Linked DNA regions of Homo sapiens: regions 2, 3, 4 and 5 are each linked to region 1. A link is a contact called in ENCODE Hi-C or POLR2A ChIA-PET data. All regions are on one chromosome and are shown on one strand. Each heading gives the region's core, a stretch centred on a gene start or an enhancer-like site at or near the end of the contact. The rest is flanking DNA. Distances are from core to core; before and after follow the strand shown.

Evidence for each region. Hi-C counts contacts between places; a loop is a spot of excess contacts on that map. ChIA-PET counts read pairs that join two places held with the same protein, here RNA polymerase II (POLR2A). Pooled maps may share reads with other maps.
Region 2: a pooled map shows a loop between it and region 1 (14-fold over the local background). The contact joins the enhancer-like site here to the promoter of TGIF1 in region 1. A Hi-C loop is called at or near these places in 1 of 168 maps with a recorded cell type or tissue (sigmoid colon) and 4 of 50 pooled maps. POLR2A ChIA-PET finds 5 or more read pairs at or near these places in 2 of 52 experiments (GM12878 and PC-9).
Region 3: a loop to region 1 is called in a map of CD8-positive, alpha-beta T cell, with 5 times the contacts of the local background. The contact joins the enhancer-like site here to the promoter of TGIF1 in region 1. A Hi-C loop is called at or near these places in 4 of 168 maps with a recorded cell type or tissue (CD4-positive, alpha-beta memory T cell, CD8-positive, alpha-beta T cell and naive thymus-derived CD4-positive, alpha-beta T cell), 2 of 37 single-sample maps with no recorded cell type and 13 of 50 pooled maps. POLR2A ChIA-PET finds 5 or more read pairs at or near these places in 8 of 52 experiments (CD4-positive, alpha-beta T cell, CD4-positive, alpha-beta memory T cell, IMR-90 and 5 more).
Region 4: a map of B cell shows a loop between it and region 1 (13-fold over the local background). The contact joins the enhancer-like site here to the promoter of TGIF1 in region 1. A Hi-C loop is called at or near these places in 3 of 168 maps with a recorded cell type or tissue (B cell, CD14-positive monocyte and OCI-LY7), 20 of 37 single-sample maps with no recorded cell type and 8 of 50 pooled maps. POLR2A ChIA-PET finds 5 or more read pairs at or near these places in 3 of 52 experiments (HepG2, OCI-LY7 and activated B cell).
Region 5: a map of endothelial cell of umbilical vein shows a loop between it and region 1 (10-fold over the local background). The contact joins the enhancer-like site here to the promoter of TGIF1 in region 1. A Hi-C loop is called at or near these places in 1 of 168 maps with a recorded cell type or tissue (endothelial cell of umbilical vein). POLR2A ChIA-PET finds 5 or more read pairs at or near these places in 6 of 52 experiments (CD8-positive, alpha-beta T cell, Caco-2, GM12878 and 2 more).

Annotation. Positions count from the first base shown.
Region 1 is chr18:3,448,879-3,451,512 of GRCh38, reverse strand. It overlaps TGIF1 (TGFB induced factor homeobox 1), which reads right to left and starts at 1,341. Exons shown (of 3, transcript NM_003244.4): 1 at 1,008-1,341. The coding sequence starts at 1,023. LOC124904237 (a long non-coding RNA gene) reads left to right here and starts at 857. Exons shown (of 2, transcript XR_007066269.1): 1 at 857-981. RefSeq lists enhancers at 1-24, 2,112-2,301, 1,889-2,508, 2,402-2,541, 2,509-2,634 and silencers at 602-651, 1,292-1,451, 1,482-1,591.
Region 2 is chr18:3,036,183-3,038,816 of GRCh38, reverse strand. No RefSeq gene overlaps it. Among named protein-coding and RNA genes, the nearest start is that of LPIN2, 24 kb to the right of the region's middle. Within about 2 kb of position 1,301, at least 14 of the 41 ENCODE cell types and tissues checked have a DNase peak (open chromatin) inside an H3K27ac peak, as active enhancers do; they include GM12878 and PC-9, where a contact is called at or near this core.
Region 3 is chr18:3,059,425-3,062,058 of GRCh38, reverse strand. No RefSeq gene overlaps it. Among named protein-coding and RNA genes, the nearest start is that of LPIN2, 48 kb to the right of the region's middle. RefSeq lists enhancers at 617-746, 1,114-1,408. Within about 2 kb of position 1,323, at least 8 of the 41 ENCODE cell types and tissues checked have a DNase peak (open chromatin) inside an H3K27ac peak, as active enhancers do; they include CD4-positive, alpha-beta T cell and CD8-positive, alpha-beta T cell, where a contact is called at or near this core.
Region 4 is chr18:3,176,778-3,179,411 of GRCh38, reverse strand. The region is part of intron 5 of MYOM1 (myomesin 1); the gene reads left to right. Among named protein-coding and RNA genes, the nearest start is that of MYOM1, 42 kb to the left of the region's middle. RefSeq lists enhancers at 1,083-1,472, 1,493-1,612. Within about 2 kb of position 1,316, at least 14 of the 41 ENCODE cell types and tissues checked have a DNase peak (open chromatin) inside an H3K27ac peak, as active enhancers do; they include B cell, CD14-positive monocyte and OCI-LY7, where a contact is called at or near this core.
Region 5 is chr18:3,709,773-3,712,406 of GRCh38, reverse strand. The region is part of intron 7 of DLGAP1 (DLG associated protein 1); the gene reads left to right. Among named protein-coding and RNA genes, the nearest start is that of DLGAP1-AS6, 58 kb to the right of the region's middle. Within about 2 kb of position 1,331, at least 15 of the 41 ENCODE cell types and tissues checked have a DNase peak (open chromatin) inside an H3K27ac peak, as active enhancers do; they include endothelial cell of umbilical vein, where a contact is called at or near this core.

The DNA.
Region 1 (2,634 bases), core at 92-2,591:
GTTTTGAACCACTCCACATAAATCACGACAGAAACGCCACCTCCAGCCCACAGCGGAACACTCGGGGGACCTCCCAGCCAGGGACTCAATTTTTGTTAACTTCAAAAGGGACTTCACACTCTGACCTTTCGGGGTGTTTTGTGTGGTTTCTCCACCCCCCGTCCCCCTCCGGTGTATTTTGTTTTTAAACCAAACTGACGGCAAGTTTTAGTTGTAAAGCTTCCAGAACACTTCGTGGAAACAATGACAGCCTTGCTCTTTGCACTTACAACCAAGCCTGCTTGTCACATTTGGACGCATTTTGACTGCATGCCGCTTGAAGCTGCTGGCCCTGGGTGCTAACTCTTCCTCCTGCCCCAAAATTCATCGTGGGAAAACTTTTAGAGACTGGGGATTTGTAAAAGTCTAGCTTTCCAAAGCTGTTTACACCCGAGGGCGATGAGGGGGTCCAGAATCGCATTCCTTCGATCGTAAAAACACCACATCCCTAAAGAACAGTGCTAGGGCCCGGCTGGGAGTAGGGGGGCGGCGGGGGCGGGGGCGGGGGGAGCCTAGGAGTGGAACTTTCAGACAAAGCCGCGGCGGTCCCGCGGCCCCGGCCGCCTGGGTCCGGATCGGGAAAAACGAGGGGCTGGGTCCTCCCTACTCGGACCCCATATCCCCAGCACGCGAGAAAGAGCGAGAAGCCACGCGGCGGCTGGGCCGAGCGTGGGGTGTCGGCGGAGACAATGAAACTTGCAGGCGCACAAACAAGGCGCTGAGCGTGTTTCTTGACAACGTGCCAGCAGCGTGGAGAGGCTCGCCCCACAACAGCCCCTCGTGTTGTGTCTAGCAGGAAAACAGCCGCTGCCGTTTCAGACGCAGCCTCAACAAAGAGCACGGCCGCCACTCCAGCATGAGAGCCCCTGGGCGGAAAAGTCCACCAAGTGACTCCGCGCGGCGCGGCCCGGCCAGCACGTTTCCCCGGACTCGCGTCTTCTGGTGCGCGCAGCCCGCGGCCGCCTTACCTTTCTTGCCTTTCATTCTGGATCTCCCCTCCCAGCGCGAGGCAAGGCGGGGGTCTGGAGGGGCCAGGAGCGGGGACACAGGGGATAAGCGAACGTCTCCTTCACAGCCGACTCTCCCGTAACTTGTAGGACGTGCTCCAGCCGTTATTGCTAAACAGGACGCTCTGATCCCAGGCGCCCGCTCCTTGGGTGGAATTCAAGTGACACTTGGGCTTCCTCCCGCCGGGATCTTCTGGCAGCCGGCCGGGGGCTCTCCCTCGCCCAACTCTCTCCCCTCCCCTCTCCGCTCCTTTGTTCCCTGCTCCTGCTCGGCGCACCTCGGCGCTGTCAGAGTGAGAGAGGCGAGGAGGGAAGGTACAGGAGGTCCTGCCTCCGCCCCCAGCCGCCCGCCCCGTCCCCCTCCCGCCCCGCCGCTCCTCCGCCCCTCCCCCGCACCTTCCAGCCGGGAAGACTGGACCGAGCGCGGCGGCCGCTGTCACTCGTCCCTCGGGGGCGGCGGTGCGGACGCGGGGGGTGGCCGGGTCCAGAAACACGATCCTTTCCGCCTGCCGCGCACGGACCGCCCGCATCCCTCGCCCGGCGGTGGGGGCACCAGCCGAGCGCCCCAGGTTTCTCCCTTGGGCCTTTCTTCCCGGGGCTGGCGAGGGTGCGTTTGGTTCGGAAACTGCAACAGATGGAAAAAAGGACACCTCCCTCCTTCCCTCCTCCACCCCCGGGAAGAAAAGCCTCCCCGTCTCGTTTTTGACAGCTGCCCCGAACTCTACTGGCCCTGCTCTAGCCGCACGAGACAGCCGCCTCTGATTCAAGGGGCGGGGCACGGGAGGAAAAGTATTCGAGACAAGAACCAACTTCTTCCAGAATGCGCGGCTGCCATTGACACGCGGGCGCGGCGCGGCGCACCCTTCTCCTCCCGGGGCTCTTCCTCCAGCAGCGACAGTGGGAGGTCGGCGGGGGTGGGGCGGGGGGGAATGATGAGACACAGCCTAAACGAACGTCTGTTCCCCCGGGCTAAAGCTGCGAGTTCCGGACTGGATTGCAAGGCAGTTTCGAAATCTGACACGTTGCGGACAGACACTTGTCACGCTCACATGCTCTTTAAACGTCTCTGCCCGGGGACGGCCGGGCGCGCGCCTGCCTCACCAAGACTCCGCCTGACACCCCGAGTCGCCGAACCCCGGCAGCGGCCACTTTTATAGCTAAGGGGTGACCACGCCGTGCCTGCTCGTCTGTTTCGGTCAACAGTGTCTACTCTTCGGATTGGAACCCTGCTAGGGGATCCCTCCTCCCATTTCAAACAGAAACTAGCCATTAAGTAAACACCCGTTCCTGTTGGCTTATTTTGGTCCACAGTTAGGAGGGATCCAACAGGAGTTTCTTGATGAAATTGCGCTTTCAAAGACCAGATGCTGTTTGGCTGACTTGAAGAAACGCATGCCCCCTCCTCTGGTTCTAGTTTTCGCGTGGTTACGTCCTGTTGTTTTGAAGCAAACGAACTGTCACATGCCACACAATGAGACTTCCCCCATCACTTTAAAAAAAGGAAAGAAAAGCCCTAAACGTAAATAAGCCTAGCAGAGACAGCGCCCGGGTCTGCCTCCAGTCTGGGCTCTGTGCTGTTTTTGTTCGG
Region 2 (2,634 bases), core at 52-2,551, 410 kb after region 1:
CCATCTCTACAAAAAAATTAAAAATTAGCCAAGCATGGTGGCGTACGCCTGTAGTCCCAACTATTCAGGAGGCTGAGGCGGGCTGAGGTGGAGGATCGCTTGAGCCTGGGAGGTCAAGACTGCAGAGAGCCATTATCACCCCAGTGCACTCTAGCCTGGGTGACAGAGCGAGATCCTATCTCTCTTTTTTATTTTTTGACACGGAGTCTCGCTCTGTCGCCCAGGCTGGAGTGCGGTGACGCGATCTCGGCTCACTGCAAGCTCCGCCTCCCGGGTTCACGTCATTCTCCTGCGTCAGCCTCCCGAGCATCTGGGACTACAGGCGCCCGCCATGATGCCCGGCTAATTTTTTGTATTTTTAGCAGAGACGGGGTTTCACCCTGTTAGCCAGGATGGTCTCGATCTCCTGACCTCGTGATCCACCCGCCTCGGCCCCCCAAAGTGCTGGGATTACAGGCGTGAGCCCGCGCCCAGCCGAAGAGATCCTATCTCAAAAAATAAATAAATAAACAGGCGGGGCACACTGGCTCACGCCTGTAATCCCAGCACTTCAGGAGGCCGAGGCGGGCGGATCACCTGAGGTCAGGAGTTTGAGACCAGCCTGGCCAACATGGTGAAACCTCGTCTCTACTAAAAATACAAAAATTAGCCGAGTGTGGTGGCGGGTGCCCGTAATTCCAGCTGCTTGGGAGGCTGAGGCAGGAGAATCGCTTGAACTGAGGAGGCAGAGGTTGCAGTGAGGCGGGATCACTCCACTGTACTCCAGCCTGGACGACAGAATGATTCCATCTCAATAAATAAACGAACAAATCCTCTTTGCTATTGTGTAAAAAAATCAATTTCTTTTGTAAGTTACTTGCAAAAAGTCCAAACACGAAATGCTAAACAATATGGTTGTAAGAGACCATAAACATCTTAATCTGTAGTTGGAACTAACATATCTTTACCACCAAAGTCTAATAAAGAGCAACTTCCAAGAAGCAAAATGTTTGCCTCCACTTGATAACTTCTGCTTGGAGTTTTAGCCCTGCAGTGGGCATTTGTCCTTTCGCAGCTGCACAAAATCCAAATTCCTTTATTGTGTTAGAGGGAAGATCCTACTATATGAGTCCTGGGAGGGAAAGCCAAACAGCCCAGGCCTTATTGGTTTCTACCTTGTGCTATGTTTAGCCCCCTTCTAGGTACGCAATATATGTTGGCTGAAGTGAAAATGTAAACAGGAAGGAGAAAGGTTTCACAACGAGGAAAGGCTACACGGTGAGTCAGGGCTTTGTGCTCTGTTCCCAACTAGCTCCACTGTGACTAGCTATCTTTGGTCACAAAACTGGCTCAGTTAGTTGCTATTTTCTGCATCAGCATATTTCAAAAGGAAATGAACCTGCTGACTTAAGTGATGTAAGGAGTAATCAATGAATGAAAATTAACTAGAGATATCCATACAAAATTATATTTGTATTTTATACTAAAAGATAAAATATGCCTAACTCACAAATACTCATTATAAGTTTTTTGTTTGTTTGTTTGTTTGTTTGTTTGTTTTTTAGTTTGCTTTAGTTCAGCTCCTAGGAATTTCTATACCATATGTTATTATAAACATTAATTTACTTTATTCTTCATACAATTATAAAATAAAACAGGCCAGGCGTGGTAGCTCATGCCTGTAATCGCAGCACTTTGGGAGGCCGAGGCGGGCGGATCACGAGGTCAGGAGATCGAGACCATCCTGGCTAACACGGTGAAACCCCGTCCCTACTAAAAATACAAAAAATTAGCCTGGCGTGGTGGCGGGCACCTGTAGTCCCAGCTACTCGGAGGCAGGAGAATGGCATGAACCCGGAAGGCGGAGCTTGCAATGAGCCGAGATCGCACCACTGCACTCTATCTAGCCTGGGCGACAGAGCGAGACTCCGTCTCAAAAAAAAAAAAAAAAAAGAATTGTCACTGCTGTTTATTCACCTGCCTTGCCATTTTATGGCTTTTCCCAATGAAAGGAGACAGAAAAACATTTAATGAGAAGTACACACAGTTTGGGAGACATAGCATCTTTAGCAATCTTTACATATTAAATGCTGCACATGTGGGAGCGATAAGATGTAGATCACTTCCTGTAATACCGTTTCCATGTTCCTGAAAATCTGAACATAAAAGGAATTTTTGAAAGTGAAGCTTAATTCTTTTTGAAATCTGCCTTGAATCTTTTTATAAAACAAAGGAGCCTTCTGACATGTGAGCAATAAGCCACCAATTTATCCTGTTTTACCAGCATAGATTTTAGGCTAGAACTAAAACTTCATTGAGCTTTTAGAGGTTTGGTTAACGAATTAACAAATATTGGCTAGGCATGATGGTGCTCATACCTGTAATCCCAGCATTTAGGGAGGGCAAGGTGGGCAGATCACTTGAGTTCAGGAGTTTGAGACAAGCCTGGGCAACATGGTAAAACCCCATCTCTGCAAAAAATACGACAATTAGCCAGGTGTGGGACTACGTGCCTGTAGTCTCAGCTACTCCACAGGCTGAGGTGGGAGGATCCCTTGATCCCAGGAGGTAGAGGTTGCGGTGAGCCAACATTGCATCACTGTGCTCCAGGTTGGGTGACGGAGTGAGACTGTCTCAAGGAAAAAAAAAAAAAAG
Region 3 (2,634 bases), core at 74-2,573, 390 kb after region 1:
AAGGGCATAACCTATCAGGCCGGGACTTCAGCCTGAGGCGTTACTAGTGCCCATGGTATCACACAAAAGCCACCCACTCTGCTTGCTAAGAGCTGGTTCTAAGCCGGGAGAAAAGGTGTTACATTGCTGAGCCAAACTGAAGCCAAGTGTTTCCTTTCAGAGACGAGGGGGACGTGTCCCAGAATCAGAGAGTGTTTTATTACATTGACTCTATTTTGGTTGTTCCAGGGCTCATCTTAGTTATCTAAATGTCCCTACTGAATGCACCCATAGTTGCCCACAGGAAGCCTCTCCAAGGAGACCCCCATGCCAACTGCAGTACATATGTGAATGCTCCCTCCATTTCCTTGTTCTTTACAGCTTAATATTCCCGGCTAGAAAGAGCTAACCAGTTCTCGGAACCCTCTTTGCTCACAGGCTTCTGTCAGTACAGGCACCTCTGGTTCATAAGCTTCCCACGCAGTCCGGAGACATTCTCCAGAATTTCACGAGAAGCGTGTGTCTTCCTTACACACTCAAAACCAGGAGCTGAATTGCAAGGAGGCATTTGGCTTCATGAAAGTGAAGACTGTGCAGAGAAAGAAGAGAAGCAACTCGTTGCGGGGGCAGAATCGAGAAATCTGAAATCCTCCTCTCAGGTGAAAGTTTCAGCAGCACTGAAGTACAGATGAAAAAATAATGAAAATGAAACCAATTCCTTGTTTTCATCTCAAAACAGAAAGAAAAAACAATTACCTCTACGTCATTCTATTAAAAACACGGGGCATTGCCTGGGCACGGTGGCTCACACCTATAATCCCAGCACTTCAGGAGGCCAGGAATTTGAGACCAGCCTGGGCAACACAGAGAGTCCCCGTCTCTACCAAAAACAAAAAATAAAAATAAATTAGCTGAGCATGGTGGCACATGACTGTAGTCCTAGCTACTTGGGAGGCTGAGATGGGTGGATGCTTGAGCCCAGGAGCTCGAGGCTGCAGAGAGCCATGATCGTGCCACCACTCTCCAGGCAGGGCAACAGCAAGACTCTGTCTCCAAAAAAGACAAACCATAAGATACCATTTCTTCCATTCATTCATTCATTCAACAAATATTTACTTGGTGTGGGTCAGGCCCTGTTCCCCCAGGCCCTTCTGACCTGCCATGGTAGAAAGCCCTCTGTCCCTAAAATTCCTGCCTTTTTGCCAGGTTTATGTCCAGCACAAGTGGAAAATCACCAACAGCTTTGACCTCTGAACAGACACTGCCGGAAGTCATGGAAGTGAACTGGGGTGAAGAATTGGTTTTTTCCATCTCACTCAAGTGTGGCAGGACAGTTGCTCTGTAGCACCGGCGGCCAGGAAGTGAGGGGGAAGAGGCAGGAAATGTGTATTGGCTTCTACACATAAACTTCGTATCTATAAAGAATGAGACTATTTTGTTTAAACGTTTTTAGTTGGAATGTTTCTCAATTTTGTATTTCTTGAGGCTCTTAATTTTGTTTCTTATCTGGGCTGCATTATGGTGGTTAACATTTCAAAAAGTGGTTGAGCATTTCTAACGCTGTGTAAAAAAAGATTGTTGCCTTTAAATACAAGGCAGCAAAGAAAAAGAAAAGCTGTAAGTAAAAATATAGGCCAGGCACCGTGGCTCACGCCTATAATCCCAGCACTTTGGGAAGCCGAGGTGGGTGGATCACCTGAGGTCAGGAGTTTGAGACCAGCCTGGCTAACATGGGGAAACTTTATCTCTACTAAAAATACAAAAATCGTCTGGGCGTGGTGGTGCACGCCTGTAATCCCAGCTACTTGGGAGGCTGAGGCAGGAGAATCATCTGAATCCAGGAGGTAGAGGTTGCAGTGAGCTGAGATTGCGCCACTGCACTCCAGCCTGGGCAACAGAGCGAGATTCCTTCTCAAAGAAAACATAAAAATATAAAAACATAATGATAATGAGAAGCCATTTTAGCTAGAGTAATAGAAAAAATTCATTTGCATTTTAAAATATGGTCATGCTAAAATCACTTTAGCTTTTAAATAGACACTTTGATGTCCCTGGTTCTACTAGAACCTGTCAGTGACATTTGAACAACTTTTATGAAGTAGAAGCAGATTGATCTCCTGCATAGCTAAGGTTCAGAGACAATTTGTCTCATTTTCACTCTATTTTGATAATACAAAACTAAAATAATGAGGAAATGTATCACCATAAGGCAGAGGTTATTAAGTGTTCAGACCTTTGTTGATAAATAATTTAAAGCAAAATAAGTCCAAAGACTAGGGGAAGTTAAAAAAAAAAAAACCCACATGTCACTTCAAATGTTTATTATAGTGGTATGCTGTAGAGTTATTGTTGTAAAGTATTGTTACTGTGTTATTTGTGTATTATATAGAGATATATAGAGATACAGTTGTTTATTATTGTTATAGTAATATTATCTTGTTTTATGGTTGTATATTATAGAGCTACAAACATAATAAAAATTAGAAAACTTGAAAGAAATTGTATAAAGGCCTTAATTCAGTGAGACGATTGGAACTGCTCTCATTTCTGTGGTAGCCACAGTAACAGAAATTCAGCGTGTCCTTTGTCAACACAGGAAGTTTGTTACAAAGACATCATTCAAAACAAGAGTCAAATTCTGGGAACTCCCTTTAA
Region 4 (2,634 bases), core at 67-2,566, 270 kb after region 1:
TTGAGACCAACTTGAGCAACATAGTGAGACCTCATCGCTATTTATTTAAAATAAAATCATCCATATCATGACATATATGCTTGTCAGAACTCTGTTCTCTCAGACAAAAAATTATGAAGCTACAATTAATCTATTGCATTACGTGCTAATTCTGTTCAACCAAATTTAACCAATTCTGAGCGCCTGCTGTTTGCCCATGACTCATTCTTCCTCAGGAGTAGGAATAGAAGTAAATGTGGATCAGGCCAGGCACAGTGGCTCATGGCTGTAATCCTAGCATTTTGGGAGGCCGAGGTGGGAGGATTGCTTGAGCCCAGGAGTTTAAGACCAGCATAGGCAACATAGCAAGAGCCTGTCTCTACAAAAAATAGAAAAAATTAGCTGAGTGTGGTGGTGCACACTTGTAGTCCCAGCTACTTGGTAGTCTGAGGTGGGAAGATTGCTCGAGCCTGGGAGGTGGAGGTTGCAGGGAGCTATAATCACACCATTGCACTCCAGCATGGGAGACAGAGCGAGACACTGTCTCAAAAAAAAAAAGTAAATGTGGATCAGACACAATCCCAACCTCAAAGGTTTGGCAACATAATAGAAGAGACACATATCCAACCATAATTTTGATAAATGTTATATTTAGTAACTTGAAGCAAGGAACCCTGATGCAGAGAGGCAGGAACGATTCATACTGTGTCATATTTTAGGGAAGAGTTTATTGAAGAAGTTGCATTTGATCTGAATCTTGAAGGATGAGTTCGGGTTCTGTTATATGGAGGAGAGTGTTTGTTTGTTTTAAGTGTAGAAAATGAATAACGTGCTTTAGGGACGGAGGGGTGTATGTGTATGTGAGAGAGAGAGCTGGGGAAAGGAAGGAGCTGACTGAAGCCAGTATTCTTCCTTCCTCTCCCTTTCCATCATGTTCCCTACTCCCAAACCTCCTTATGATCGTGTCCACAAGTCTGAAGAAATGAAATGCAGACAGAACAATTGGAAAATGGAAGCATCATGTGGGTCAGCAGCCAGGCTGCCGGTTCAAATCCCTCCTCTGCTGTTCCTGGCTGTGTGACTGGGCAAGTTCCTGAAACCCCCATGCCTTGGTTTCTTCATCTGGAAAATGAGGTTAAAAACAGCACTATCTCATACGGTGGTTGTGAGAACTGAACTTACCAATGTATGCATAAAGCGCTTAGAGCATTGCCTGGCTCATAGTCAATTCTCTGTGTCAGCTATGTTAATCAGGGTTATTGACGTCATCTGTGCGTGCGAAGTGGGCTGTCTGAAAGGGAAACAAGTGAAACCCAGTTCCTCTTTTGGGCAGAAAATGGTTTAAGTAGAAAAGCCTGGTCCAGCACCATAGCCACTGGCTACTGAGAACATGAGGAAGTGGTGAAGAATCCAGGCGCCACGTACAGACCCAGAAGACAGGGTCCCAGGGAGAGGCCCGCCTGCGTAGTCCACTCTCCGAGGGCTGTGAGGCTTAACCAGATATGGAACAGTCAGAAAAAGGGAGGCTTTCAGCTCTTACTTGTCAGAAGTTTCCTTTCATGATTTATATTATAAATTCTTCCAAGGCAAGAGCCATGTTTGTTTATGACATTGAATAAAACACTTAAATATAATGATCGTTCAATACAATGATATTGCAGGCCGAGCATAGTGGCTCACACCTGTAATCCCAGCACTTTGGGAGGTCAAGGCAGGTGGATGACCTGAGGTCAGGGGTTCGAGATCAGCCTGACCAACATGGTGAAACCCCATCTGTACTAAAAATACAAAAAACTAGCCAGGCGTAGTGGCCGGTGCCTGTAATCCCAGCTACTGGGGAGGCTGAGGCAGGAGAATCACTTGAACCCGGGAGGTGGAGTTTGCAGTGAGCCAAGATGATGCCATTGCACTCCAGCCTGGGCAACAAGAGTGAAACTCTGTCTCAAATAATAATAATAATAATAATAATAATAATAATAATAATAATGATATTGCTTCTAACAACATGCAAGAATGTTAGCAGGAAGAATGTTTTGCTCTCATCCTACACAGATAGCCAGCAATAAAACCCCCAACAGAAAGCCTTCCTCTCTGTTACATCAATAGTGGTCAACTTTTTAAAAAGCTTATTTATGTATTTATTTGTTTTATTTATTTTTAAAAAGCTTATTTGTTTGTTTGTTTTATTTATTTTAAGACACGGTCTCACTCTGTTGCCCAGGCTGGAGTGCAGTGGTGCGATCATAGCTCACTGCAGCCTCAGCCTCTCAGGCTCAAGCTATTCTCCCACTGCAGCCTCCAAAGTAGTTGGGACTACAGGTTTACACTCAGCTAATTTTTTGTAGTTTTTGTAGATTCAGGGTCTTGCTTATTGCCCAGGCTGGTCACAAACTCCTGGCCTCAAGTGATTCTTCCACTTCAGCCTCCCAAAGTGCTGGGATTACAGGAATTACATGCATAAGCCACCATGCCTGGCCTAAAACCTTTTAAATTATAATATAACATGCACACAAAAAGTGTGCATATTATATACTGCAAATTTTTTTTTTTCGAGATGGAGTCTCACTCCGTCGCCCAGGCTGGAGTGCAGTGGCACAATCTCAGCTCACTGCAACCTCCGCCTCCTGGGTTCAAACAATTCTTGTGCCTGAGCCT
Region 5 (2,634 bases), core at 82-2,581, 260 kb before region 1:
GGCCTCGGCCAAGTGCTACAGAGACCCTGCGTGCCCAGTAGGGAGGGTCAGGACAGAGACGGGTGAGCTGCTGGGAGTGCAAGCCCCGCGGCAAACGCTGCTCTTGCTCCCGAAGTCCACCCCTGCTCACTACCACACTGATGCTGGGCTGACCCCCACTACAGTCCAGGCTGTTTTCCACCTCTTCTAGAACACTCAAGAAATAAAGGTGGGGCTGCATTTCTCAAGGAGAATTGAGAAGGCAAAAAGTGCAGTGAGATCCCCACTCAGTAAGTGTGTGTTCTGGGTTTGCAGCCTCAGCCTTCAGGAGCAGAAAGAAAACCCAAACTTCTAGCCATTAACAGGCCATGCTCCCCCCATGCCACCCCACCGGGGTCAGTGTGATCGTCACAAAAATACCTCTAGCCAGAACCCAGGAATAGTTTGTTAGGACTCATGCCTCCTTATACATTTCTGTATGCCTCCCTTCCCACAGCCCATCCCCACACTCCCCATCCCTAAACCACAACCTCATACTCCGATGCATTTCTGTCTTCCTTTTTTTATTTTTTTCTTTTTCTTTCTTTTTGAGACAAGGTCTCACTCTGTTGCCCAGACTGGAGTGCAGTGGCATGATCATGGCTCACAACAGCCTTGATCTCCCGGGCTCAAGCAAGCCTCCCACCTGAGCCTCCCAAGTAGCTGGGACCACAGGTGGTGCCACTGAGCCAGCTAATATTTTAATTTTCTTTGTAGAGATGGAGCTTTGCTGTGTTGCCCAGGCTGGTCTCAGACTCCTGGGCTCAAGTGATCCTCCTGCCTCAGCCTCCCAAAGTGCCGGCATTAGAAGCATGAGCCACCACACCCGGCTGGATTTCTGTCTTATTCCTCACCACAGTCAACACAGCTGATGATCTGGGTGGGATACGTGAGCCACTTTTAGGTGATTGAAGTTGAAGTTGTCTCACCTAGGTGGGTATTTTTATTTTTTGTTTTACATTCTATTTTTGTTCCAATAGACTAATTGGGCATATACATTTTATAAACAGGTCGATTTACCTGGCTATTCTTTAACACAATTTTTATCATTCATAGTGATATGATCTGATTCACTTGCATGATGAAAGCATTGATCACTGGAGTCATTACAGAAGGGGCATCAAGCTGTAGCTTTTATTCTCTCCAGTTATCAAGTTCTTATCAGATTTAAATGCCTGAAACAACAAGGATATGCCCTTGGCTTTGTTTTTACTTCCCTTTGTGCTGCCCTCTTACACTCTGTGGCTGAGATCATCGTGTTTATAGCCAAGTCTCTGCCAGACCTTGCCCAGGGCGGCCCCTCCTGGCTCTCTGACTTCCTCTGTCGTGTTTCTGGACTCTTCTGTTGCAGACGCACTGGCCTTCTTCTTGCCCTCACTCCCGTGTTTCCCTAGCCCTGCCCTCTGACCTCTGTGTGCCACCTTCTCAGGAACACCTGTTACTTATTAGACACTCACCAGGGAACCATGACCCACACATGGAGAGCTCTGACCTTCTGGAACCCAGCGAGCTTGTTCCTGCCTTAGGGCTCTGGCGCTGCTTCCACCCACCCCCTACACCCGTGCCTGGAGTCCTTCCTCCACCTCCCAACTCCATGTTCACATCTCTGTCTCATGGCCACTTGGCTCTGCCCCAAGTCAATCTCTTGTCCTTTGCAATGCTTACTTTTTCTTCATGACACTTACTGCCACATGAAATTAAATATTCACTTGTGTATTTGTCATCTCAATTCCAGCCAAAAAATTTTTCTGTCTTGTTCACTACTATGCCTCCAGCTCTTAGAACAGTGACATCTATAGTGAATGCTTTAAAAATATATATGGAATAAATAAGTAAAAGAGGGCTGTGCTTTCCTCTCCACAGTCATTGACACCGTCCTTGACGGGAGCTTTTCTGGGAACAGTGGGGAGAACATTAGACCAGAGTCTTTAACCTTCTAAACCTATACCTCTTCTTGATAAACTAACAAACAAACAAAAATTCAAATTCATGTCCCTCTGCAGAGCCTGAAGCTGGGTGTGGAGGAGAAAGGGCGGGGGATGACGTAGGGCCCCTATCAAAAATCTGCAGGGGCAGGTGAGAATTTTTTATCACAAGGAGTCTTGAGTCCCAGCCCCTCAAATCATTTTCCCTAAATATTCCTTCCTTTTGGTAGGAGTAGGATAAGAGTGTGTGAGAAGTGTTCCGTTTTGGTAGCTTGTCTTTCCTAGTGTAAAATGAAAGACCATTGGGTATTTATGGAGAGAGCCCACTGCACAGAGAAGCATAAATCCATCCATGTCCCAAGCTATATGTGCTAAACGTAGCCACACAGGAAGAATCACTTCCTCCACTACAGAAAATAGCAGCTCCCTATTTTAAATGTGCTTCTCATTGGCTGTAGGAGTAGCAGTAATTCATCTTCTATAGACCTGAGTTTTAGTTTTGTGAACTGATGTATAAAGGAAACCAGGTTTGGGCCTGTCCTGGGCTCCTTAGATCTCAGAGGCAGGAGATCATACCCTTATGCCCATGCTGTCTACTTCTAATTCCAGTATTAACTGGGCATGGCAACGGTAGGAATGCAGAGAAAAGAGGAATATCAAGTATTATTGAATCCTTCAGTCCCGCAAACAC